Regions from separate parts of the Homo sapiens genome. Here region 2 is linked to region 1. The links are chromatin loops, found by intact Hi-C in ENCODE. Cell type or tissue: heart left ventricle. All regions are shown on one strand. Each heading gives the region's core, and the rest is flanking DNA. Links, peaks and the distances in the headings are about the cores only. Region 1 overlaps ARHGAP10 (Rho GTPase activating protein 10). Region 2 overlaps ARHGAP10 (Rho GTPase activating protein 10).

Evidence for each region. A loop is a pair of places that touch in the nucleus more often than their neighbours do. Peaks named below come from ENCODE experiments on the same cell type or tissue, not always from the same donor. Only the 100,000 strongest peaks of a DNase experiment are listed, where the experiment ranks them.
Region 2: a loop joins it to region 1, with 2.9 times the contacts of the local background. A loop is called at or near these places in 11 of 110 quality-filtered maps.

What each region holds. Positions count from the first base shown.
Region 1 is chr4:148,042,466-148,047,853 of GRCh38, reverse strand. ARHGAP10 (Rho GTPase activating protein 10) reads right to left here. Exons shown (of 23, transcript NM_024605.4): 20 at 803-962. Among named protein-coding and RNA genes, the nearest start is that of MIR4799, 260 kb to the right of the region's middle. In heart left ventricle, for the core only: a CTCF peak has its summit at 2,664 (motif pointing left); a DNase peak (open chromatin) is centred at 3,403; H3K27ac peaks cover 2,610 bases.
Region 2 is chr4:147,990,360-147,995,747 of GRCh38, reverse strand. The region is part of intron 18 of ARHGAP10 (Rho GTPase activating protein 10); the gene reads right to left. Among named protein-coding and RNA genes, the nearest start is that of MIR4799, 210 kb to the right of the region's middle. In heart left ventricle, for the core only: no CTCF peak of the experiment used is centred there; no DNase peak of the experiment used is centred there; H3K27ac peaks cover 1,007 bases.

The DNA.
Region 1 (5,388 bases), core at 337-5,336:
CAAAACTCCATCTTTAAAAAAAAGAAAAAAAAAGATTCTCTGGATGAATTATAAATGTATTTTTAGATAAAATTTGATTGACTAATCAAGTATTGCCTTGTAATTATTATTGGAGTTTTCTCTTCTCTGAGCACTTGTTTGAAACGTGATGCCCTTTTGGGTTCCACATCACCACCATCCTGCCTTTACTCCACAGCCTTGGTCAACACAGCCAGACAAGCCCTCACAGGTTCAAGGTACTTTATTTGTATTAATATTATTTGTCCTAATATACTTGAGCTGATCTGCACATGCCTGGCACTAAACCAAACTGAGAAGATAAAATCAAATGTCAACCATCAAGTCTCAACTCTGCAGGATGCTATGGAGCAAAACAGAGCAGAATGCTAGCATAATGCTCTCAGAAATTCATGTAAGTAAAATATCATTCTACAGACAGTTTCAAGAGTCTGTCCATCAGCATGCATTCTCACATCTCTAAAGTTTGCATAACTAGTGGGGAAACATCTTGGGTGGGACAGTAACAAATTTCCGTTGCAGAATCCAAAACTGCCCAGGAATTGAACTTCGATCAGATTTGACATAGCATCCAGCTACCCCTTCCATACTAGAAACACAGACAGTATTCAAGGAAGGCTCTGTTTTAAGGACCCTTCTCCCTTTGGTGGCCCTTCTGATAAGAAAACAAGGGCTCCTAGATCTAATGGCTTCAGCACCCACAGGTCACTGCTCATGGAAACTTTAAAATGAACAAAGTCAGGGCTTCCACCCTTCAGCACCCAACAGAAGCACGGTTACTTACATAGTGGATGCCCAGTCTCCAAAGCTCCCTCCATCTGCCAGAAGGTGGTTTTTGTCTGGTCCAGGAGGCCCAGGGACAGCTGTAGTCACGGGAGACGGGGAGGAAAGTGAGTCCAGACTGCTGGTAGGGGTGTCCTCCTTGGAAGGGTAAGGATTGTCACCTAGGAGGAAAAAAAGCATTGAATATCAAACAAATACCTGGAGAAGAAAAAACTCCACTAATAATTATATGGTGTTACTTGATTAGTCAATCAAATGATAAAATTACATTTACAGTTCAGCCTGACAGTATCTGGGTGTCCTGTCTTTACATTTTTTTTAATCAAAGATGCTTAAAATAAACCACAGATAATACACAGCGAGGAATGTTTTCCTTACAAGAAAACACAATGATCAAAATCAGATAATGGAAGATAAAAGGCATAATGGCAGCCACAATGACTTCCTCACTATACGGAGTCCAGGTATAAACCAATGAAATCAAGAATAGCTCCAAGCAGCACACCAGCCCTGTGGGGTCCAACCTCTTCCTTTCTGGTCACCTATTGGTTCTTTAAGTCATTCTCAGTTGCCATTTAGTGCATAATAAATTAGACAACTCTAAAAGGGACTTGTCTTACTGAGCTGGTATCTTGGATTATAATTTCTAATACCCCAACATTAAAATCCCACACATAGACAAACTTCCATTTCCCTTTGGATATCAGGGAGGGTACTACAAGAGAGTTAGGCTTTTGTGGTAATGCCACACGATGAATTTAAACCAAAGCTAAATTTTTTTTTAAATGAGTTGCACAATGTATCCATTCACAGGGGACCATTTTATTAAATATGTTTAGTATAATATTTGTATACATTGTGGGCTTGGGTAGAAAATGCAGAAGACGGACAAGAGAGCTCACAAGAGCAGTTATTTCCCTCTATTGGTCTTCTTGCTTTCACAGTCCTCCCAGCTACCATAAAATGCACCTGATCTGCACCCATCAAGGCTTGGCCCTTTGGCCTAATCCTCAGTCCCCATTAAATTTTAACTGCTCCAGGCAACCCTGCAGAGGCAGCAATGTTCTACAAAGATGGCACTGACTTGGCCTTAATTTTATAGGTGATGGTCCTAAACTGCTATGGAAGCAAATGTGACACACATAGAGGTCCATAACCCCAGCCCCCAACAGCTTGTAGCTGATTAAAGCTTCACGTTTCCTCACTCCCAGGTCCTAGAAACAAAGCAAGCAAGAACACCAGCAACAGCAAGGACCTTGCTCTCAAAAAACATCTTAGATGGATTTCTTTTTTTTTTTTTTTTTTTTTTTTTTTGAGATGGAGTTTCGTTCTTGCTGCCCAGGCTGGAGTGCAATGGCGCGATCTCGGCTCACCGCAAGCTCCGCCTCCCAGGTTCAAGCAGTTCTCCTGCCTCAGCCTCCCGAGTAGTTGGGATTACAGGCATGCACCACCACGCCCGGCTAATTTTGTATTTTTAGTAGCGACAGGGTTTCTTCATGTTAAGGCTGGTCTCGAACTCCTGACCTCAGGTGATCCGCCTGCCTCAGCCTCCCAAATTGCTGGGATTACAGGCGTGAGCCACTGCACCCAGCCAGATGGATTTCAATTCTCCTAAAAACGAAGCATAAGAGAAATTCCAGGCTCTGATTAAGCTAGCTCCCCAGACTCCAGGGGAATCTTGAAAACTGATTGTACAAAATAATTATTATTGACTCCTGACCCAGCTTACAACTAAGGGTTAAGAGAGAAAATCTCAGAAATGGAGATCTAGAACAACTGAATCCAGACAAGCAGGAGTTAGAGATGGTGGTGATGGCTGGAAGAAGAAATTGTTTATGGTGAGTATTGAGGGGGACCCCTGGAGGACACTGTGCAGAACATTCTGTTAAGAAGAGGTTTCTGTTTAAGTGCTGCACACTAACCAACTGTACCACTGAAACTCCAAGGAAGAGTTTTCTGAGCTCTTTATTTCATAAGTGTGTTCCCGGGGAGGGTGGGGGAGATGGCTGAGCAAGAGATGAACCGTATCTCCACAGGGCAGTTCTTCTTGTCTGAGTCTATTTATAAAGTCTAGAAGACTATGATTGCTCTTTCAGTGAAGCCACTTTTTCCACAGCGCTTCACCACAAAAAACGTTTAGCTAATTGGAGAAACTCAGCGCCAATAGAAGGGCCAATTTTCAGGCAAATGGACCAAAACCCACTGGTAGACCACTGCTATGATTTCCTTTTAATGTATTTTCTTTCTGGGATCCATCCACTTTGGAACAAAGACCACATCATCCCCTGTGCCCAGCGAGCTCAACTCCGTCCAGTTCTTTTCTGTGAAAGAGCCCAAGTGACGCGAGGGGCTGGCCTCCAGCTTTCCCCAGCCCCTCCCTGTGTCTTTCATTCATCATGAGCAATGACTCCCCTCAAAATTAAGAGAATCTCAAATGGAACCCCAGAACGGAGTCCAGAGTAAACCTGAACATTGACCTGGCATGACGGCTGCCCTCAGTGCTCAGCTAGACATAGCAAACTGTCATCAGTTCTGAAGCAGAACAGGATCACCTTCACAGCAAGTCAGATGCCAGCAGCTCCCTGGCTGCAGGAGGCTGGACCCAGGCCCTCAGTCCTCCCTGGGCTGTGTGCCCTGACAGTTGGGCAAGGCATGACATGGCAGAAGCAGCAAAGGAGAGTCTGGGACCGGTTTATTCCCTGACTTACTCCTACCGAGAGAAACCTGTCAATGAGAAGCAACTTTGGGGAACTGGAGACCAGGGGTTTAATGTTACTTTTGAAAGATGCCTGAAATGTTTTTACAACCAGATAGAGCAGATCATTTACACTGCCTCTAATCCTTTTCCCAAGCAGACTGACACAGCACAAATTGTCATTCAACATATTAAATCACATTCTATTAAGAGAGTTCTCTCTTCCTTCCTGCCAAACAGTGGCAATTTGAACCCTCAAGTGAAAATAACATTGGTAGAAGGGAATGTTGACACAGCCTGATCAAAGGAGAAGACACTTCACCCTACTTTCCAAGTGTATAGAGTTCCTTCCTCCTTCACTGTTCAGGAATGAGCTTACCTACTTGAGAGAATCACTGAATTTGAGGGAGAATAAATCATCAGGTACACAAACATTAAATACTCACAACCATTTCTGAAACTTTAGTTAACCAAAAATCAAATTAGCATTTTTTAACTACTATGAAAATAATAAAACTTAAAAAATATTCTATGTTCAACAACTTCTGGAATGAATGCATATATATATACATATATATATACATATATATACACATATATATACATATATACATATATATACACATATATATATGAAAAATGCATATACATTTTTCCTTATACATTTTTCCTATATACTTACATATCTATATTTATACACCTAAAATATATATATATATATATATATATATATATATATATATTAGAGAGAGGGTCTCCCTATGTTGTCCAGCTTGGTCTCGGACTTCTAGGTTCAAGTGATTCTCCTGTCTTGACTTCTCAAAGTGTTCGGATTACAAGTATGAGCCACCACCCCTGGCTGGGAATAAAGATTTTAAATCCCACAAAGCTAACTTAAAATTGAGAATTAAAGTCAGATACACTCATTATTTTTCACCTATCATTTCTTCTGAGTGATCACACAATCTCTTCCCTTAGGTGTTACCCTTTAACAGGCATCTACAAACAGACAAATCACCTCTGGGTAAAAAGGTTGTTCCAGTGAGTGAACAAAAATGGTACCAAAGGATTTATGAACAGACTCTAAGACACTCTGGAAAATGAACTACCGCCGATTAGAAGAGAAAATGACTTCCTTGCAGCATCCTCAGATTTAACTCCCACAAGGTACTTGCCAAACCCCTCCTCTCCTGATTCTTTTCTCCTTTCTCAGAGCTGTCTGCAGCCATCAATTTTGCATTTCGCCATCATATACTGGTTTTATAACCTGGTTTTAGGTGCCCATTTCCCTTGTACATTTTGTCAGGGTGCAGACCACGTCTTGGTCTTGGGAAGCCTTAGAGAACACAAAGCAGTGCCAGGCAATCCAGGAGTCATCAGGACTGCCACTGCCACAAGAAATAGCATCAGCATGGAGAGCCACTGCCTCTACAAATTGAGGAGGGAAAAAAAATCTGAAGACCCCAACATATTCTTACAAAACCTGCACACAGTTTTGGATTCTCATCCTCTCCCGTTTTGAGCCACAAGCATCTCTAATCCACTTTATTCACCCAACTAGCATTTACTGAGCTTCTCCTTATGTACAAAGGCATACCACAGATGCTGAATTATACAGGCAGACAAGCAGTCCCTAACCCAAAGATGCCCAGAGTATAATGCAGAAGACAGGCAAAGACAAACAAGGTGGTGTTTGCTGTAATATGGTTATGTCAAGGAGCTTTCAGACCCAGAAAAAGGAGTTTTCAGAGTTACCAGTGTCAGGAGCGAAAGACAGGTGGGAGTGCAGCAACAGGAAAGGGAAGAAATTATTGCCAGTTTCAAGGAAAAAGCCTCTGGTCGAGAAAGTATCAAAACTGAAAGAAAAGAAACAGGAGAGCATGTGGCCATTT
Region 2 (5,388 bases), core at 316-5,315, 52 kb after region 1:
AAGACTCCGTCATGAAAAAAAAAGAGAGAGAGATGGACCATGCAAATTTTTGGAAATTTTGTTTGCTGGTCTCTAGCCTTTGTCTCTGACTGATACCAGGTTATTATTTTTTCTTCTAACCTACTGGTGGTCTGTATTGTAAGGCTGACAAATCTGTCTTTACTCTGTCATCTTAAAACATGTTTGAGATATCTGTTTTAGATAATAATAAGTAGACAAGAAATAATGCTGGTAAATACATAAGGAAAACATAATATACGGTAACATGTGGCAAGCTCTAACTTGATAAGCTTCCCTACTCCTCCCACACTCCACACTGTAAGTAGATCACATATTTTTATTACAGTATTTTAATATCACCCTTGCTGTTTTCACCTAGAGCCAGGGTTTCTAACCAAGTCTATTCATAGACTTTGGAGGTACTGTGTGCCCTTAAATCGTATATGAATGGTGTATACGCACTGGTATGTTTTCAGAAAGTGGATTATTTTTCATCAAATCCTCAAAAGGATGTGAAACATAAAAACTGGTTATCACTGACCTAGAGGAATGAATGGGAAGGCTGCCAAGAATGGGTAGCAATGGAGAATGAAAAACAATTTATAACAGTTTGGATCTATCTCAATAATAAAATAAAGTAAAAGGGTTTTAAGTTACATAGAATGTGGATAAAAACACATAGACTTCCAAAAAAGTTACACTGTGGATCTGTCTGTGGCCCTAGAAACACAGTTCTGCGGGAACCACAGAATAATACGATTACACACAAGAAACAATTCTCACTCAGAGGACCTTTCCACGTCGACCCATCAATAAGTACAGCTTACTCTGTGCTTATTAGCACATTAAGCACAAATAATCTAATTCCTTCATTAAATGATGAAAATAATGACTAATCCTCTTAGCGGTCATTTCCCCCCATTTCCACCTAAACATAAATGACATTCCAGAGAAATCAAGTATTTGAAGCCTTTCCTAGGAGAATGTTTCAACTTTTACGTATTGCTGGGGCAGAGAAAGACAGACAATTGCCTAAGAATGGGATAGCCTAGAAATAAATTCCATTTTCAATCTACGAATAAAGCAATGTTGATTCAGCAACAAATTAAAGAGTACAGGAGATGGATATTGAGAATAACATTGAGATTACGATCTACATTTTGAGTTTCTGATGTCAACTGTTTCTTTATATGAACATATACAGAATTAGTATCATTCACAAAGGATTATAAATCTTCCCCATAACCTATTAATCCAACTACTTTAGAGATTTACTTTGGCACAGGCTAAAATCTGTAGCCCATGTGCACTTCTGGTAATTAAGAATAAGTAATAATGACGACAAACACCACACCAGCTGTGCAAGGATTAACAAGAACTTTCTTGTGCACACAGCCAGGCACCGGCATGTGTGGCTCAAGCAACTATATAAAGCTCATGACTTTATGAAATCAAATACAGGGATTTCCTTTCTTACTCCCACACATTCCAACAGAGACATACATAAGCACTTTTGTGCAATTTAAACTTGAAGCCATCCATGTAGTAATGTTGACTGAAACACTATGCATCATTTAAGCTCAAAAGGAAAAAAATACAGCCTTGTTTTTCTTGGGACAGTAGAAAGACCACAAGGAACTTTCTAACTGTGTGGCTTAGCTGCCCGAAATCCCTTTTGGAAGAAGTCAGGCTATAAATGAATAAAGCAAGCTGTGTGACCTTGGGCAAGTTAATTTCAGCTCTCCAAGCTTCATTTTCTTGCATTGATCTGTAAACTGCAGATACATCAATACTATCTACCCTTTCAGGGTTGGCTGTTGATTCACGGTTTGCATGAACTAGAGCTTGCCCATGTCTGAAACACCAGCTCCTCACTGAGCCTTTAATGCCTACCCTCTCCCCCAAGCAGACTAGAATGCTTAGGAAAAAGAGTTTTGTATTTCATAATTATATCCATTATATCCTCTGCAGGCCTACTACTGTGAATGGAATAGGTAAATCTTCTGAAGACACAACTATGTTGACTCACAAATAAATGCTTAGTACACGAAGTCTTTAAATTGCAGAAATGGTGTTAACCTGGCTTTGAACAAAGCAAACGACAGGCTCCTTGTAGGTCCAAACTCAGACGATCTCCAGACCATGCTACTGGGTTTCTACTGTGTCACAGTTGCACAGCTGACTTTCTCACTAAATATTGGACTTCTAGAAAGCATGACATGCTTTTTTAATCTTTTGTACCTGTTCACATAGCAGCTTAATGTTTGCTGAATAAATTAATAATTGTATACAAGGATGCTAGCAACAAGTATCAGGTCATTTAACTATTGTTATGAATAATTTCAGACATAAATGTAAGGAAAAAGAATAATATAATGAACTCCTACATACATCATCACCTAGCCGAATCAATTACTAACTCATGACCAATCTTAGTTCATCTATATTCCCACCCTTAAAATTATTGTGAAGCAAATTCCAGGCAGAGTACAGATCTTTAGAGCTTCCAATGATTAGGTTTGACTCTGCTCTAGAATTCTAGATAAATGTATCTCTGTCATATCAAGAAAAACTTACAGAATACTGCATGACAATCAAAAGAATTCATCACTATCTGGTCAAGAAAGAACAAGATATAAACAAAAGCAAAAGCCAAACCCTGCTCCCAAATCATTATGAATTAGGTATGCATAGGTAAGATATTAGAAAGAAGGTAATTCTACAAATATCTGCATAAGAAGTAGTAATGACTAATGACTAATAATGTCCTGAAAGACAGAGGTGCCTTCTTCAATACACCCTCCAATCAGTTTCTTACTTTCTTCTTCATTCAGGCAGAAGGCTGAATACCAGAGCATCGCAAAACAATAGATGATGGGTGTCTTTCATTATTTAAGTAGAAAGTCCCGTGGTACAAGCTCATACCTTCCATGGCCATCTTAAATGAATTGAAGATGGCTCATGGGAGGAGGAAAATGGCACTAATACTGGATGGCAGAAGTCTAGAAATTGTTTTAAACCTTTTTATTAAAAGGCTTTTTCGGCCAGGTGCAATGGCTCACGTCTGTAATCCCAGCACTCTGGGAGGCCGAGGCAGGTGGATCACCTGAGATCAGGAGTTCAAGACCAGCCTGGCCAACATGGTGAAACCCCATCTCTATTAAAAATACAAAAATTAGCTGGGGTTGGTGGTGGGCGCCTGTAATCCCAGCCTCTCAGGAGGGCTACAAGAGAATGGCTTGAACCCGGGAGGCGGAGGTTGCAGTAAGCGGAGATAGCGCCATTGCACTCCACGCTGGGCAACAGAGCGAGACTCCTCCACAAAAAAAATTAAATTTAAAAATACAAAATAAAACGCTTTTTAGAGAAAAATCCAAAAGACAAATAGAGGGAGCAGATCTGGGAGGGGTGGTCAGTGTGACTCAGTGTGAAGGGGGAAGTTTGACCAGATGTAGACGAGAGAGCAGGACAAACGTGGCAACACCTGGCTTCTCCAAAAAATGTGGGGACCGAACGACAGCATGCAATCAGGCTTAGGGGTGGAAGGAGAAAGAAAGCTCACAGAGCTGATTCTGCCCTCCAGGGTCACTCTCAAAGAGAAATCAACCAACTGGAAAGCTAAAACAAGGAGCGCTTTTGAGGGACTTTTCATCCTGTGCCAAATTAATCCAGTGACATAAGACTGCATGGCTTGTAATTTCCTTAACCCGTAATGGCCACATTCTTCTGGATTCCCAGGCTCCACACTGAAGTTAATCCTGCACTTTTTGAATGTGGCTGACAATTCGCACTTCACCTATAGAACGGGGAGACCCTGCCAAAGCAAAAGAGGAAAGGCTATGAATCTTTATGACAGCATCCTTGCAGGAGAACCAGAATGTCATCCTCTTCCCTGCTCCTAAGTTCCTCACTACGGCAGTTAAAAGGTACTCAGCGTGCAGAAAAAGAGTAAACACAGCAGGCCTGAGCCTACTATCCTTAGAAAGGCCTGCCTGCAAACTTGGACCTGTTTTGGCATCTGGGAACTTGGCTGGTACACAGTTCTATAAACTGATATAAAACATTCCCTAAATGGTTAGGGTGTATCCCATGTGCCCAAACTGTTTGTACAAAACTGTGCATGTGCAGTTGTCATGCTGAATACCTCCTCGCCTTCTGGGAGCCTGGAATTTTGGTACACACTAGGTAAAGGATGCGCATGTGACTATCTCCCAACAAAAACCTTGGGCACTTAGTCTCTAATACCTGGGCTTTCTTGGACTGAAACATCATCCACTTGGGGCTACATTTTTGTTGCTGGGGAAGAGTAAGCTCCGTAAGGCCCCTCCTGGGAAAAAACATGAGGAAGCCGGGATGTGGATTTGGATTGCTGCAGATGCCACCTGTGTCTTTTTCTCTTATGATCTGGCTGCATATTCTCACTACAGGGCTGCCTTCAATCTAACTGTGAGTGCAACTAAATGCAGAGTCTCACGGGTCCTTCCAGTAAATCTCCAGACAAAGACGTGGCCCTAAGGACCGCTAACATACCCAGAGAAGCGGGCCCTAGACCTAATGGAAAGACTTCTATTTGTTTTCTTTTATTTATTTTTTTTTTTTTTTAGGTTCAGGGGTACACATGCAGGTTTGTTATATAGACAAATTGTGTGTCACGGGGGTTTGGTGTAAAGGTTATTTTGTCACCAAGGTGAAAAGCATAGTAAACAATAGGTAGTTTTTCTTGTTTTTCTATTGAGACAGGGTCTCTCTCTGTCACTCAGGCTGCAGTGTATGGTGTGATCATGGCTCACTGCAGCCTCGACCTCCTGGTCCCAAGTAATCCTCCCACCTCAGCCTCCCAAGTAGCTGGGACCACAGGTATGCACCACAACACCAGGCCCGTTTTTCTGTATTTTTGTAGAGACAGGGTTTCACCATGTTGCCCAGGGTCTAATAGGCAGTTTTGTGATCCTCGTGCTCCGACCTCCCTCGTCCCTCAAGTAGACCTCGGCGTCTGTTGTTCCCTTTTTGTGTCCCTATGTACTCAATGTTTGGCTCCTGTTCATAAGTAAGAACATGTGATAATTTTCTGTTCCTATGTTAGTTCACTTAATAGACCTCCAGCTCCATCCATGTTGCTGCAAAGGACATGATCTTGTTCTTTTTAGTACTCCATGGTGTATATGTGCCACATTTTCTTTATCTGGTCTACCACTCATGGGCATTTGGATTGATTCCATCGAAAGACTCCTATTTGGAGGACCCTCTGTAGAGGCCCGCTTCATCAAGTGGCCACGTTGCCCACTCTGACTTTTAGTTATCTTGGAAATTGGAAGATTAATTGAAGTCTAGCAGAACTAGAACTGTCATGCCCCAGTGTGCCTGAGCTAAGACTGTTAGCCCTTAGTT